2 separate regions of the Mus musculus genome follow, and region 2 is linked to region 1. Evidence: chromatin contacts called from ENCODE Hi-C or POLR2A ChIA-PET data. All regions are on one chromosome and are shown on one strand. Each heading gives the region's core, a stretch centred on a gene start or an enhancer-like site at or near the end of the contact. The rest is flanking DNA. Distances are from core to core; before and after follow the strand shown. Region 1 holds the start of Dhrs13 (dehydrogenase/reductase (SDR family) member 13). Region 2 holds the start of Fam222b (family with sequence similarity 222, member B).

Evidence for each region. A loop is a pair of places that touch in the nucleus more often than their neighbours do. ChIA-PET counts read pairs that join two places held with the same protein, here RNA polymerase II (POLR2A).
Region 2: POLR2A ChIA-PET joins it to region 1 with 11 read pairs in Patski. The contact joins the promoter of Fam222b here to the promoter of Dhrs13 in region 1. A Hi-C loop is called at or near these places in 2 of 37 maps with a recorded cell type or tissue (T-helper 17 cell and heart). POLR2A ChIA-PET finds 5 or more read pairs at or near these places in 4 of 5 experiments (Patski and embryonic stem cell).

Annotation. Positions count from the first base shown.
Region 1 is chr11:78,027,816-78,035,426 of GRCm38, reverse strand. It overlaps Dhrs13 (dehydrogenase/reductase (SDR family) member 13), which reads right to left and starts at 3,114. Exons shown (of 5, transcript NM_183286.2): 1 at 2,929-3,114; 2 at 2,724-2,842; 3 at 1,291-1,414; 4 at 841-1,152. The coding sequence starts at 3,055. Dhrs13os (dehydrogenase/reductase (SDR family) member 13, opposite strand) reads left to right here and starts at 2,762. Exons shown (of 2, transcript NR_152257.1): 1 at 2,762-3,270; 2 at 3,496-5,421. It overlaps Phf12 (PHD finger protein 12), which reads right to left. Exons shown (of 15, transcript NM_174852.3): 13 at 7,118-7,200; 14 at 6,446-6,584; 15 at 4,891-6,110. The coding sequence ends at 5,776.
Region 2 is chr11:78,091,468-78,099,078 of GRCm38, reverse strand. Fam222b (family with sequence similarity 222, member B) reads right to left here and starts at 4,389. Exons shown (of 3, transcript NM_145430.3): 1 at 4,288-4,389.

The DNA.
Region 1 (7,611 bases), core at 1,865-4,364:
ATTTTATTTATTTTTTTATTCATATGAGTGCACTGTAGCTATTTTCAAACACACCAGAAGAGGGCATCAGACCCCATTACAGATGGTTGTGAGCCACCATGTGGCTACTGGGAACTGAACTCAGGACCTCTGGAAGAGCAGTCAGTGCTCTTAACCGCTGAGCCATCTCTCCAGCCCCTAGGTTGGTTCTTAGCACCCACATGGAAGGAAGGTCACAACCATCCGTAACACCAGTGCTAGGAGAATCTTACGTCTGTGGGCACTGCCACCACTACAGTATATAGCCATGCAGAGAAAACTAACACATACACATACACACACACACACACACACACACACACACTAAACTAAGCCAGGAATGATGTTCCATACCTTTGATCCCAGCACTCTGGAGACAGAAGCAGGCAGGTCTTTGGATGTTTGAGGCCAGCCTTGCCTACAAAGCAAACTCCAGGCCAGCTTAGTCTACACAGTGAGATCCTGTCTCAAAACCAAATCAACCAAACAACCAACCAACCAAACATCCTAAACCAAAGAGCAGAAGCTCAGGGTTTGGCCTATACTAGGACATGTGTTCTACCTATCAGCTGCAGCCGCAGCCCTCTATATTATCATCAGGATCTTGTTTTATCCCCAAGCCAGTGGTCAGCATCCAAGCGTGAAGGTGAGCAAGGAAGAAAACAGATGAGAAGAAAGTCTGCTCCCAAGATCAGCAAGGAACAGGTTTCCCTTTGACCATGTTTCCATTCTGTGACTCAATAGGAGACTGGGGGTATGGAGGCACATAGTAACATACAAAGATGCTAGAGAAGTAAGGAAGAGCCGTCAGTCAGGCCTCACCTGGGTGGGCCGCATAGCAGGTAACACCAGTGCCCTCAAGCTGGGTGGCAAGCTCCCGGGCAAACAGCACGTTGGCTAGTTTGCTGTCAGCGTACGCCCGAAGCTCCTGCTGCCAGCCCACCACTGGGCAGTCCAGACGTGTGAAGTCGAGACGACCACGTCGGTGGGCAGCCGATGACACTATTACCACACGGCTGGGGGCACATGACCTCAGGCGGGGTAGCAACAAGTGCGTCAGCAGAAAAGGGCCAACATGGTTCACTCGCAACAGCAGGTTAAAGGTTTCCCGAGTCCGGCCACAGGAGCTGATCCCTAGAGCAGAAGCTAGGCATGAGGTGCTGTCATAGGTGTCCCACAGGTCTTAGAATCCCCACTTGTGAGATGTGTCTGCTGGAGGGTCTGCCTCTCCAGGCTCCCCGCCGCCCTCCCACAGGGCCTGCTACTCCTCACCTGCATTGTGGATGAGGACGTCCAGCCTTGGCTCAGAGCTTAAGAAGGCTGTGGCAAAGGCCTGCACGGAGGCCAGACTGGCCAAGTCCAAGGCCATGAAGATGACCTCATTGTTTCCACTTTCCTGTGGAGCAGCAAGGGCTAGGATTGTTACTGGGTATCTCCCTTCTCCTCCCTCTTTCCAGGCTTCTGAGAGTCTACCCACCTATGACTAAAACCTGCCTCTATGCATCAGCGTGTAATGGGTGTGTGGATTCAAATCTTGACTTTGCCCCTAACTAGAGTGTGACTTCAGACGTGATACTGAATATCTTTTGGGCCTCTGTTCTCTTACTGAAAAATGAGAGGATAGTAATAATATTAACAGCAATAATAATACTTTCTACTGGAAAAAAAAGCTGGGAGAGTTAAATCAGATAAAATACATGTATGTCTGGTGTGGTGGCACACATTGGTTATCCTAGCTACCCTTTTGTCACCAGTTCAAGGCCTGCCTGAGCTAGAGTTAATATATATTAAATACCCAGTCAGCAGCGTGCAGGTATTTGCCATTAACATCCCTTGTTTTTATTATCATTTACCATAAAAATCAATTACAGCCTTTCACCTGTTGTAGACAGCATCTTGCTACGTAGCTCAGACTGCCTTGGAACTCATGATCTCCCTTCCTCAGCCTCTTCAGGGCTGGAATTACAGGTGTGCACCAGCATGTCCTGCTGTAACAAACTTTTCCTAAGAGACTGTGGTCTTCTCTTACACACCTTTTTAAAAAAAATTTATTTTATTTGTTTGCTTGTTTATTTTGAGACAGAGTCTTAGGATGTAGCCCAAGCTGGTCTTCAACTCACAGAAATCTACCTGTCTCTGCCTCTCAAGTGCTAGGATTAAAGGTATGTGACCCTCTCACTCCTGTCCTCTGCAGTCTAGACACCGCACAGTTCTAAGAAATTCATCTGAAAAAGCCATCAGGATGGTCCAGAGCCTACTGAAGTGTCTTCTCTGCTCAGCTGTCTTCAACTCGATGGTATTTGGAAGGGCCTTCAGAAGCTGGCTGTGGCTCAGAACCACTTCAGGACATTCCTTTTATTCCTTGCTTCATCTCCCGCCCCCTGTCTCTCCAATTAGACTCTCTAGTCTCAGGGCATTTGCACCTGCTGTTCTTTCTGCATCTCTTCATTATCCTAACCCTTCCTTCTTTGTCGCCTTTGCCAAGGCTGGCCTTGAGCTCGCAGCCCGGTGCTGGGACCACACCTGACTTCATTAACTCTGATTCTTAAAGCTCTCAAGATTAAAGACCACAGCAGTCCCTGCATCTTCCTCTCTGTTTAAGGGATAGTGAGGCTCTCTCCTCTCAGATCTTGATTCCTCCGTCGCTCTGCTCCGCCCTCCGCGTCCCGGGCTCACCCGCCTCCCGCATTCCCCTATGGTCTCACCTGACGGAGGTCGAAAGCGGCCGCTTCCCCGCGCTCCCGGCTGCGGCAGGCCAGCACCACGCGCGCTCCCCGGCGCGCCAGCTCCAGCGCTGTCATCTTTCCGATGCCGCTATTGGCGCCTGCGGGCGGCGGGTGGGAGCCAGCTCAGCCGGTCGGGCCGCGGCCACCCGCCCGGCCTCCCCGCCGCCCGCTCGCGCGCACTCACCAGTGACCACGACCGTGCGGCCCCGAAGGCTGCCGATGCCGCCGCACGACGGGGCCTTCACCAGGTTGTAGTAGACAAGCACGTAGGCGCCCAGCAGCAGCCCGGCGCCCAGCAGCAGCATCTCCATGCCGGCAGTGCTCCCGATTCCCGCCCGGGCCTCGTCGCTCCCGCCTCGGCCTCGCGAGGGCGGCGGCAGGCTGGGCAGGGGTGTGCGCGCACGCGTGGCCCCTGCGAGCGCCCCCTAGGCGTGCGCCTGCGTGCCCTGGCGGCGTGCCTAGGAGAAACACCTTGGAGTCCTGGGAGCGCCCTCTAGGCTTGCGAACTCCCGGGAACGCGTGCTCGGTAAGTACCCGGAAACATCTGCCTGAGGGACGGGTGGGTGTGTGCATGCCTAGGGCCCTGAGATCTCCGCTCAGGCTTTGGGCGTGCTTCTGGATTCTGGGCGGGCGCCGGCGGTGAGAGCACTGCGTAGGTGTCTGTGCCCATCGCGGGAGTCCTCCAGGCTGTGCATGCATCTGTAGTCTCCACCAACGCGTGTGACTGAATGAACATCTCTGTTTACTCTAGGTGTGAGTATGTAGCAGTCTCTCAGTCTGGAGTCCTGTGTACATGAATGGGCTCGTGTGTCTGGAGTCGAGTCCTGGATGCCTTTTCCTCAATGAAGCGACTCTTTTCTCATTCTTTCATTATCCAGCCCTCCGCTGCTCTTCTAGGACATTTCCCGTTACAGGCCAGAGGCATGAGGCTTCTTATGCTGGCACTGACAGGGTTGTCAGGATTCAACCATGTGATTTCCTAACTTTGTGACCCCACCCCTTTCCCTGTCGATTTTGGAGGTGGTTTCCCTAGGCCCATGGTGGCCTTAAATTTGAGATCCTCCTTCCTCAAACTCCGAAACAGTGGGTATTACATGGTTGTTACTCCATGACCTCTGCTTTCGAAAAGGCGGTAATTTGTTTCTAGAACGGTTCACAGGTAGCAAGACTAGGTAGGTAGACACTCCATTACTCTGGAAACAGTGACTGAGGGTAAGCTGGGCAGGGACAGCTAGGGATGTGGGCATTCCAAGCAGGACCTTGCCTAGGACAGTGAAGGACAGGTAGTTCCTTTCTGCCTTTGGAGGTTTAAGAAGTCCTTCCTGAAGTGGAAGCAGAGTGGCAGGGACAAGAATACAACTATATGTGGGAGTCAGGGTCAGATTTCTGAGACCAGGGAATTCCCTATTTAATACTGCACTGTGTTCTTGGAGCACAACTATAGACGCTGTGGATGTAAAGCTCGTCTTCTAGCCCTATCAACAGACTTGAATATATGAATAGGTACTAGTTAGAATAGTGCCAGAACACAGATTTTTCTAGGGGACTGTTCTCAGGAAGAACTTCCTGAATAAGCCATCTCCAGGAAGCTAGCAGGATGCCCAGGAAATTAGAATTAGGGTAACACAGCAGGGTATTTCCTGATGAGAACAGCAGAAGTTATTCAAGTTACACCAAGAGCCGCACAGGCTAGAGCAGCAGTCTTTAACCTGGGTCACCTCCTTACCAAGAGTCGAAGGACCCCTTCACAGGAGTTGCATCTCAGATATCCTGTGTCAGACATTTATAATTTGCAACAGTAGCAAAATTAAAGTTATGATGTAGCACTGAAATACTTTTAGGGTAGGTGGTCACCACACGACAGACTGTATAAAAGGGTCACAGCATCAGGACTGTTGAGAACCATTGGTCTAGAGAGATGTTACTGTATTAGGGCTCCCTAGGGAAACAGCAGCCCTCCAAAGGCAAGCACTCCTTTCCAGTTCCCTCTCAGAGCTTAGGCTCCCTTCACTAACATCTGCCTTCTCCACCAAGCTTCCCTGGAGACTACCTGAGACTGACACTTGTACAAAGGGTGTGAAAAGTGAGATCCAGGACACTTCCCCTTCTAAGCATGACAGGGAGGACAGACAGGCAGAAAACATAATTTGAAGTATTTTTGGTTTTTATATACAGAATACAGGAAAGTTTCTGTCAAGTCTAAAACATTACAATTACTATGTACATTGGTTGTGGGGAAGAGGAAGTATCTGGGGTGAGGAGGAAGAGAAGTGGTAAGAACAAAAAAGGACACAGAACAGGTTTACGACAAAAACGCCTTTGCTACAATAGACAATTTGAGAAACACTCTACCACATGTACTGTACACAGCTTTTAAAAACATTGAAAAAATGCCATCACTAGATGTATTTACACAAAATCCAAATACACTTTTCCTTATTTGAAATAAAATAGATGGACAGCCAGAAAAAAGGATTCATTTCTCATTTGTCCATATACACAGTAGCTACCTGTAGTGCAACTGCTGCAGAGAGGGGAAGTCCTTGTAGGGTGGGAACCATGGAAAGGAGTGGGTAGCGATCTTTATATTAAATAAAACAATGATATTGTATAGATTTTGCTGTATGAAAACTGTATTTTTTTCTTTTAATATAAAACTATTGTCACTGCCACAAAATAGAACAAGTTTCTGATTATTTTACAACAGTGGGCAGGCGGTCGAGGGGGAGGAGCAGGAGGCGGGGGAAGGGATTGTGCTGGAGGAAGTGTCCAGACCAGGGCCTCCTGTCCCTGCCCTCGCTGCTCCTCAGCGCGGATCTGCCGCTTTCCCATGAAATGTTGAGTACAAATATATGTGCAAATGCCCCCTAGAACTTGAGAAAAGAAAAAAAGTCTTAAAAAACAGTCAAAAGGTTTTCTTCATTTCATGCAAAGATTGTAGTTGAGGGTTTCTGGTATAGAAAACACCCAGGCTTGGTTCGTGTACATTTTTGCATTGCAGGAGTCTTGGGTGGGCGTCCAGGCCAATGGCCTAGGGAACGGAGTTGGAGCGCAGCACAGGGCCCTGATGGGGCTTGAGAGAGAGTTTCTCAGCCAAGACCCCATCCTGCAGCAGGCTGGCATCGCCTTTGGGCTGTTTGGTCGCAAACTCAGTGATGCTGAAGACAAACTGCAGGCAGCCCAGCTTGATGTAGCTGCCATGGTGGAGTAAGGCTGTGCCCTCCCAGCCGGCCCCACTGCCCCCAATCAAGCTTGAGCTGCTGGCTTTGCAATTGCAGGGTCTCCGCTGTGGCCCCTGGGCCTGGGAACTCATCATGGCTGCCTCCTCACTTGGCTCTTCATCCTGTTTCTGGTGTCGGCGGCGCCCTGGGAAAAAGGGGCATGATCATAGGAGGGGAAGAGTGAATGGCTGACCTGTCTGGGGTGACTGGCAGTACTGGCCCCCTGCGTCTCCCCATTCTATGCTACATGATCAGGGCTGAGGATGCTCAGACGGGGCTGGAGTCTCAAGTCCCTGCCCAGGTCTGATACATATGTGGGTGTTCAGCACTTGATTTTCGGTGGCTTTTTCCAGGCCCACCATCAATGAGCTTGGCCAAGGGGACTGGGAAGGCAAGAAACTGTAGGTCACTGACAGCATGGTAGAACCAAGGTGACGGGGGGCCTTAGCTGTGTGGCCACAGGCCTCTGCTCCAACTTACTGATGACACTCTGTACTTTGGCAACAATACTGCTTGGGGGGGTTGGCGGGGTCTTCTCAGAGAAGTCACATGAATACAGCACATTGTCCACCGTTGTCCCATGCTCACTGTAGTTTAACAGCTCATAATGTTTGGTATTCTGAGGAGGAGGGGAGATAATGATGTGTAGTTGCTGTGTGCAGCCTTGGGAGAGGACATAGGGCTTGCTGCTCTACCTAGCAAGATCTCATGCTCTTCCTCAGTCACAGCCTGCCTCTTTCAGAATTCACCAAGACTCACCCATGTGAAAGCCTGCCCCATTGACTCCACATCTCCTCCCTCACCCTGCTCCTCAGCACTGGCTCCTGTTGATCTGAAATTCACTGGCACATAATTATGATGAAACTCAGGGACACACAGAGCTTGGCTTCCTTCTATTTTGATCCCTTCCCATTTTGAGGTGGCTTCCCTCAATTGTTTCTGAGGGCAACATTAGTTGCAGCGATTGCCTGCTCCTACAAACAGGTTGCCATGGTGGAATGCCAAGCCCTTCACACTGAGTCTTTCCTTCCAAGATGGACAGGAAGAAAAAGGACAAGCCTTTCATCCTTGCCTCTGCCTGTGTCCAGAACCCAGTGCTGGGGAAGGACCTCAGGCTAGGAAAGCTCCCTCCCACCCATCTCTGCCCCTCACCTCATCGTAGAATATGCAGGCATGTTTCCCGGACACGTAGTTACAGTGACCATAGTTTGTAAGGCACACATCCATGTCAGCTCCTGCAAGGTGGCAGGAGTCAAGGAAAAGGTAGAGAACAGACTGTAAGGTGTATGTGTTGGGGAGGTGAAAGAGAGGGGAGTGGGTGGGTGCTAGTAGAAACTTCAAGGTAGCTCAAGGCCTCTTTTTTTTTTTTCTCTTTTTTTTCCCCTTTATAGTAATGGGGTATAGCTTTGAACTCTTGATCTCCCTGCCTCCATTCCGTAAGTACTGAAGTACTGAGATTATAGATATATGTTGGCAAGTTCAGCAATTCCTTTTGTTGTTCTAAAGCTAATCTGCATTAGAATACATGGCTGCCACCCAGACAGACAGTAAGCTACTGAAGAGGATGGTATATCCATGTGAACACAATAGTGTAGGGCACTTTAAAGGGCAATTTCTAGGGGTGATCAGAGGTGTGGTGGGCAATA
Region 2 (7,611 bases), core at 3,140-5,639, 62 kb before region 1:
CATTGTTAGTTATGATTCATAATTGTTTACCATTTTCATTTACCAGACATTAATGAGCAATTACTCTGCCAACTGTATGAACACCAGAAGTGAACTCTGCCATTTGGGACCCGCTTCAGTACCACTGGTCCATCTTTAATGCTTTTTTTCCCCTTTCTCTCATTCTAGCTCTATAATCCAGACTGACCTGGATCTCTCACTATGTGGTCCAGGCTGTTTTCAAACTCAGTTATCCTCCTGCCTTAACCTCCAGAGTGTGAGGATTTTAGATGTAAATTACCATACCCCATGCCTCATTCCCATCCCCCCATCCCACCCACCCCACCCCCTTTTTTTTTTGAGATAGAACTTCCAGCTTCCTATGTAGCTGTGCCTTGAACTTCTGACTCTCCTGTCTCCATCTCCCATGTGCTGACATTTCAGGCACATACACCCAAGCCCAGCATTCTCAGTGTTGGAGATGGAACCCAGGCTTCATGCATGCAAGCATTCTACCAACTCAAGTACATTACCATCCTAACTTATCATTCTACTTTTTATTTATTGTTGTTGCTATTTTTGTTTTATTGCTGTCTTCCTCCAGAACTAAAGCTCCAACCTGGGGCTTCCGTATGCAAAGTGTATACTCTACCACTGACCTAAACCTCCAACCCCTGGTTTGGTTTTTCTTTTTAACATCTTCCCACATTGTTCCCGTTTAAAGTTAACAGCAGTAGTTCAGAAAACAAAACCAAAAAGAAATCATTTCTGCCTCGCTTCCATTATTAGCTACTTGCTGTAAACTATCACAAGAGATTTTTCTTTTCCTTTATTGTCCCCTTTTGTGTTGGGGAGGGAGGCCTCCAGCTGGAGGTTAGTGTGAAGGTCAGAGGACAAGTTCCAGGAGAAGGATCTTTCCTTCTACTATGAAGATTCCGAAGATCAAACCTAGATCTTGGGTTGGGCTTGGTGGCCAGAGCCTTACCTGATAAGCCATCTCCCTGTTGTGAAATGGCTTACAAGATCAAAAGATCAAAAGGACTCTCAGGAAACAAAGGCTGTTTTGCAGCAGTTATTTTCCTGATTATAAACACCATAATCTTGTTTGTAAGTTTCCCCTGAGGCACATGATGTTTTTTTTTTAAAGGAAAAAAAAAAAACCACATTATCAGAATACAAAATAAATTGCTAAACCATACTCCCTTGCAGTGTCATGACCTGACCAGGTCATACATCTTCCATGGGGGAAAATTCATTATCAACATTAAAAATAGATGTCAAATTATCAAAAATAAGACGGCTAGGCAAGTTTGAACATTTTCTACCTCTATTTCATTTACCATGTACAAAGCTGGGTTCTGGAAAGACCTATAATAGCAAGGAATGCCTTCATTAACAGTGCTGGAGATAGAGCCCAAAGACCCATGTGTGCTAACCAAGTAAGTGAGTTTCCTAAGCTAAGTAAGTGCTCTACACTGAACTCCATTCCCATCCCACTCCTCCCTCACTACCCCCTCTTTCCTTTTTTCTGTCCTTTATTTATTTTATGTATATGGTGCTCTGTTACCTACATGCCAGAAGAGATCATCAGAAATTATTGCCGGGCAGTGGTGGCACACGCCATTAATCCCAGCACTTGGGAAGCAGAGGTAGGTGGATTTCTGAGTTCCAGGCCAGCCTGGTCTACAAAGTGAGTTCCAGGACAGCCAGGGCTATACAGAGAAACCCTGTCTAGAAAATCAAAAAAAAAAAAAAAAAAAAGACGTTCTAGCAGATAGGTAAGTTAAAGACAGCAAGGGCTCACTTCCCCCATGCCTCTAAAACAATTCATTCCTCTTATCTATGGATCTCTGGGGATCTAGTACAGCCACTCCCCACCTTCATTCAGCTAAAAGAAATCACTCCCCAATTTTCAAAAGGCCTCACTGTTTCAAGCTCTCGTTCCTCAGAGCCAGCAGGGCTAAAGTATCTGCCTTTCTGTGCACTTGAAAGGCATCCGCACTTATCTTTAGAAAGCTGTGTCTAGAAAAGCACTTTCCCTCCGTGGCAGCGCACAGTTTAACTCTGTCCTTCGCTTTATCCACCCTCAGCAACAAAGCCCCGGGAGCGCTCCTCCAGCCTCTCACAGAACCAGCCATCTCCTAGACCCTTACACAACTACCTACTTGTCCTTCTCACTTCACAGAAGAGATTTCTGGCAGAAGACTATAAACAACGAAGAAAAAGAGTTGAAAAGCTGTGGCTGTACACCACTCCAAAACAGAGAACGCCCTAGGGCAACCAGACTCTTGCAAAGGAAGCTTTTAAAATTAAAAAGTATCAGAGGCTGGCAGGCAATCTTCTATTATTATCAATCCCCTTTGCTTTCTTTGCAGGGCATTAAATAAACTTGTTCTTTTTCCTACAAAATAAAGAAGGCAGATCGGCTAGAGCTGGAGTTAACGATGATGGTGAACCATCATGTAAGTGCTAAAAATGGAACCTAGGCCCTCTTTAAGAGCAGCAAGTGCTCTAAACCACTGAGCCATCTCTCTAGGCTCCAAATAAACAAATTTTTAAAAATATAATAAGAGAAATCAGGGTTCAGGACAGCCAGGGCTACACAGAGAAACCTTGTCTTAAAAAAGAAGGAGGAGGAGAAGAAGAGAAAGAGGAAGAAGCAGCAGCAGCAGCAGCAGCAGCAGCAGCAACAGAAGAAGAAGAAGAAGAAGAAGAAGAAGAAGAAGAAGAAGAAGAAGAAGAGGAGGAGGAGGAGGAGGAGGAGGAGGAGGAGGAGGAGGAGGTAGCAGCAGCTGCCGACAGGGTAGGGAGGAGGTATGGGATGGGGAACCATCAGAGGATGGATCAGGAGGGGGATAAAATCTGGAGTGTAGAAAATGGACTAAATAATAATAATGATAATGATAATAATAATAATAGAAGCCTATTCTGGGCTTGATGATGGAAAACTGTAATCCCAGTTACTTTTAGGAGGCTGTGGCAGGGGTACTGAAAATTCAAGGGCAGCCTAGGTAATGTAGTGGCACCGTCTCAATTAAAACAAAACAAAACAAAATGGGCTGGTGATAGGGCACTTGCCTAGCACACTCAAAACCCAGGCTCAGGTTCCAGCATCAAGTAGAGGCTGGGGAGATAAATGGCTCAGTTAATAAACTGCTTGGCACACAAGCATTAACAGAGGAGCCCTCCCGAATCTCAGCCAGGTACGCCTATAACCCCAGCTACTGGGGAAACAGAGGCAAGACTGTTAATTCAAACTCAACTAGTGCTTGAATTCAAGACCAGCATAAGCAAGTTAGTGAAACTTAGTCTCAAAATAAAAAGCAAAAGGAAGGCTGAGAACATAGCTCAGTGCTTCAGGCTGTATTTGCTTCCTCTTGGGTCAGAAGCTGCATACCATGTAAAAAGGCACAGGAGTAGGGTACTTTTCCTATTCAATTTGACAGAGAATTTGTCACACCACGGAAGAAAGTGCTATTTCTACAGATGATCTGCTGTACTTATGCAGGGTGCACATATTTTTGTCTACTGAGGTTTTACAAATATGCTTTGTTTTGATGGAGAAATCAGTTACTCCATTAATAACCATAGAGTCTAAAATCTGATCGTATTGCTGGTACATACTAGCATCCGTATAGTATTTCCAATCTATAGGTTTCATAAGCTCTCTCAACCAATATATGAAGCTTACAAAAGCCCAGCATTTAATGCTGGATCTTCCAGAGAACCAGAAAGGTTAAGTGGGTCCTATCCAAGGTTATCGATCAGGTTTATCTGTGCTGGACTTGGTTCCAAACCTGACTCCATGTCCTTAGCTCTTTAACCTAGATTCCTCCTGAATTTAAACAGAGCTTCCGACTCCCAAGCTTTACCCAGGGCACATCATAACTCCAGTGACCAGTCCTTCTCTGACTGGTTCAGAGTGGACTTCTTCAGCTCCAGCACGGCTTTTATTTTCCACCACCCTTCCCCCCCAGCAACCATTCTCTGAAAGAAGCGGAAAGGGAGAGGCGACCCAAAGCTCCTGGGGGAAGGGATGATGACAAACCAGACAGCGCGAGGCACTGGTCCTGCCGTGTGCGCCCTCACTCCACGAAACGCAACCCCTTCCCTCCGCCAAGCTGTCCAGCTCTGGGACTCATGACCTAATCATCCATGCTCCAAATGCTCCACCATCATCACCTCAAACTATCCCTCCCCCACGACCTCCGTCCCCGACAAGTAGAAGCCACCCCGCTAGTCAGGGTGTCCTTCCACCACGCCATATCTGCATTCCTTAGAGTCCACTACCCTTAAACCACCACTCACTGTCGGTGACTGGGCCCGGCCCTCATGGCTGCTCCGTTGTCGCCGGTCGCCGCCACTGCTGCTCCACGCCCCAGCCTCTCAATCACAGCCGCCGTCCGGACTGGCCGGGAGCTGCTTCTGCGCCTGCGCAGCCCGGATTGCCCGGGGCCCTCTCCGGCAGTCAGCGCCTGCGCACCTCGCTCCGGGGACGTCTTTATCATTGCCTGATGTCCTGCTTCTCTGGGTCTCAAGTGGGCATGGCCGCTCGCTGGCCTTGGATATTTTAGGTCTTAGGGAATGTGGCTACTGAGCCTTCCTTTTAGGCCTCTAGAATATCTTGCCTAAATTACTAAAGTCTTGAATTGAGATTTATCCCACCAGAATTCTGGATCCTGCCTGCACTTAAAGACCAAATCTTTTAGGCGTGGAAGAAATTGCAGACTCGTTCCCTACTGTACATCTCTGACTACGGAGTCAGATCTTTTTGCAAACCGATAAAGAAGACCTTTATCCCTGTGTAGTAGTAGCACGTACCCAACAGTACTTGAAATATTAATACTTACGATTATGAGCGACTGGACGGACATCGATCCTAGTAGCCAAACTTCAGTCCTCTGCATCAGCAGCGAGTGCTCATAGTCGCTGAACATTTCTCCAGCCCCTATACAACTATATTTTTTTTTAAAGATTTATTTATTTATTATATGTAAGTACACTGTAGCTGTCTTCAGACACTCCAGAAGAGGGCGTCAGATCTTGTTACAGATGGTTGTGAGCCACCATGTGGTTGCTGGGATTTGAACTCTGGACCTTCGGAAGAACAGTCGGGTGCTCTTACCCACTGAGCCATCTCACCAGCCCATACAACTATATTTAATGGAACTCTTAAGTGTTTAATAAACTAACACCCGGACGGAATGGAGCACTCCATGAATCTTTGCAGAGGCAGGAGGATTTCTGTGAGTTTGAGGCTCTCCTGATCTACAGATGAAGTTCTAGGATATCCAGAGCTACATTTTTAAAAGAATTTGGGCTCTGGAGAGATGGCTCAGTGGTTAAGAGCACTGACTGCTCTTCCAGAGGTCCTGAGTTCAAATCCCAGCAACCACGTGGTAGCTCACAACCATCTGTAATGGGATCCAACACTCTCTTCTGGTGTGTCTGAGGACAGCTATAGTGTACTCATAAAATAAATAAATCAATCTTAAAAAAAAAAAAAAGAAATTGGTGTTACTTCTTTCTGTCTTTTTTTTTTTTTTTTTTTTTCAGAGAAGTACCCAGGAACCCGAAGGGTTTTCATGAAATGCTTACAAATGTATTAATACTGAGGTGATGATGACAACTTTGGCTATATAAGACAGAATCTCACTAGTATCCCAGACTGGTCTTGAATCCCATATGTAGTCCATGGTGGCCTTGAATTTGTGATCCTCCTGCCTCAGCCTCCTGAATAACAACATTACAGGCCTGAGCTACATTCCTGTCAGAGGCTTCTGTCTTTTAAAAATGTAAGTTGGTTGCTACAAATTGCTATGAACTAATTGGTATCTAATACAGTATACACAGGTGCAAATTTAATGAGTGAGTTGCCTCCTAACTGGTCTGGGATAGAGGGACTCAAATTTAATTAGGGTTGCTCACATAAGCCTTGGGGACTTGCTGATTACAGGAGTATGGTCAACTTACCAGTGGCTGGACAAAATGTGTCTCAGTTTCTTTCTTTTTCTTTTTCATTTTTCTCTTTTATTTTTTCTTTTGTCTTTAAAATGTCTTCCAGAGGCTGCAGAACTGGCTCAGTGTTTTAGAGCCCTTGTTACTATTCCTAGCACCTACACAGTGGTTCACAAACATCCAAAACTCCACTTCCAGATGTCCACTTCTGACCTCCTCAAGCAAAGCACCAGGCACACATATGGAGCACATACATACACACAGGCAAAACACTCATACACATAAAATAAAATCTGAAAATATCTTCCACATAACTATAAGCATTCCTCCAATATTTTCTGCATGTTTTTTTTAATATTTGTTTTATATGTGTTAGGTTTCAATCCTAGGACAATTAGCTGAAGTGCCTATTTAACATATCAAAGCAGATGCTGGCCTCCAGATTCTCCCTTTAATCACTCAGTCCCCCCTACCTGTTACTGAGCCCTCCTGGCTGGCATACCCTGCCCTCCACCCTGAACTCTCCAGCCCAGGAAAGCCCACTTGCTTGCTTGCTCTCTCTCTCTCTCTCTCTCTCTCTCTCCCTCTCTCTCTCTTCCTTCCTTCCTTCCTTCCTTTTCTTTTTGATTCACTAAGTACGGACACTTTGTCTGCATGTATATCTGTGTGTGTACCATGTGAACGCCTGATGTGCTTGAAGACCAGAAGCCTGTGAGCTAGTGCCTAGCTTGAAAGATGTAGCACTATTTATTTATTCAAAGTGATGCGTGTTTGTAATCTCTGCACTTTGGAAGCTGCCAGAAGGGCTGTCTCAAATTGAGATTGAAACCACCCTAAGAAAAATAGCAAGAACCAAGCCAACCAGAGCCACATAACAAAGTCCTGTTTAAAAAGAAAGAAAAAGCTCTGGAGAGATGGCTCAGCTGTTAAGAGCACTGACTGCTCTTCTGAAGGTCCTGAGTTCAATTCCCAGCAACCACATGGTGACTCACAACCATCTGTAATGGGATCTGATGCCCTCTTCTGGTGTGTCTGAAGACAGTGACAGTGTTCTCACATATATAGAATAAATAAATTAAAGAAAGAAAGAAAGGAAATGGTTTGTGTTAAGTCCAAAATCATTGCACACTTGGCACCAAAAGAGAACTACACAGCCAAGGATGATTGAGAGTTTATGTGACATTACTTCCTGATGAGTGGATGACTAAAAGGAAGTCCGAACTGACCTTGACCTCTTGGTGCTACACCATCAATGTCTCCATCATCACCATCAACACCATCAACATCACCAGTGTCTCCATCCACTGGGTCCTTGCCACATATGCTTCCTGGGAAGGCCTGTTAGGACCTACATGATGAACAGTACCTCTTCCCATGCTTAAAACATTCTGCGTCTCCTACGAGAATTCTATCCTTGTACTAAAGTCCTCTATGATAGGGTTGCATGTAGATCCAGCTGACTTCCATACGTATGCCAGGGCAAACTTGGAACTTCTAATCCTCCCACTTTCCTTTCCTTAGTGCTGAGAGTAAGGTGTGCCCCACCTCACCTTGGTTATTGGTGCTAAGTTTTGACCACAAAACTTCATGCATGCTAGGCAAGCGCTTCCAATGAGCTCATGTCCCCCTCCCCCCTTTTCAAGATGGAGTAGCTCTTGCTGATCTAGACCTCAC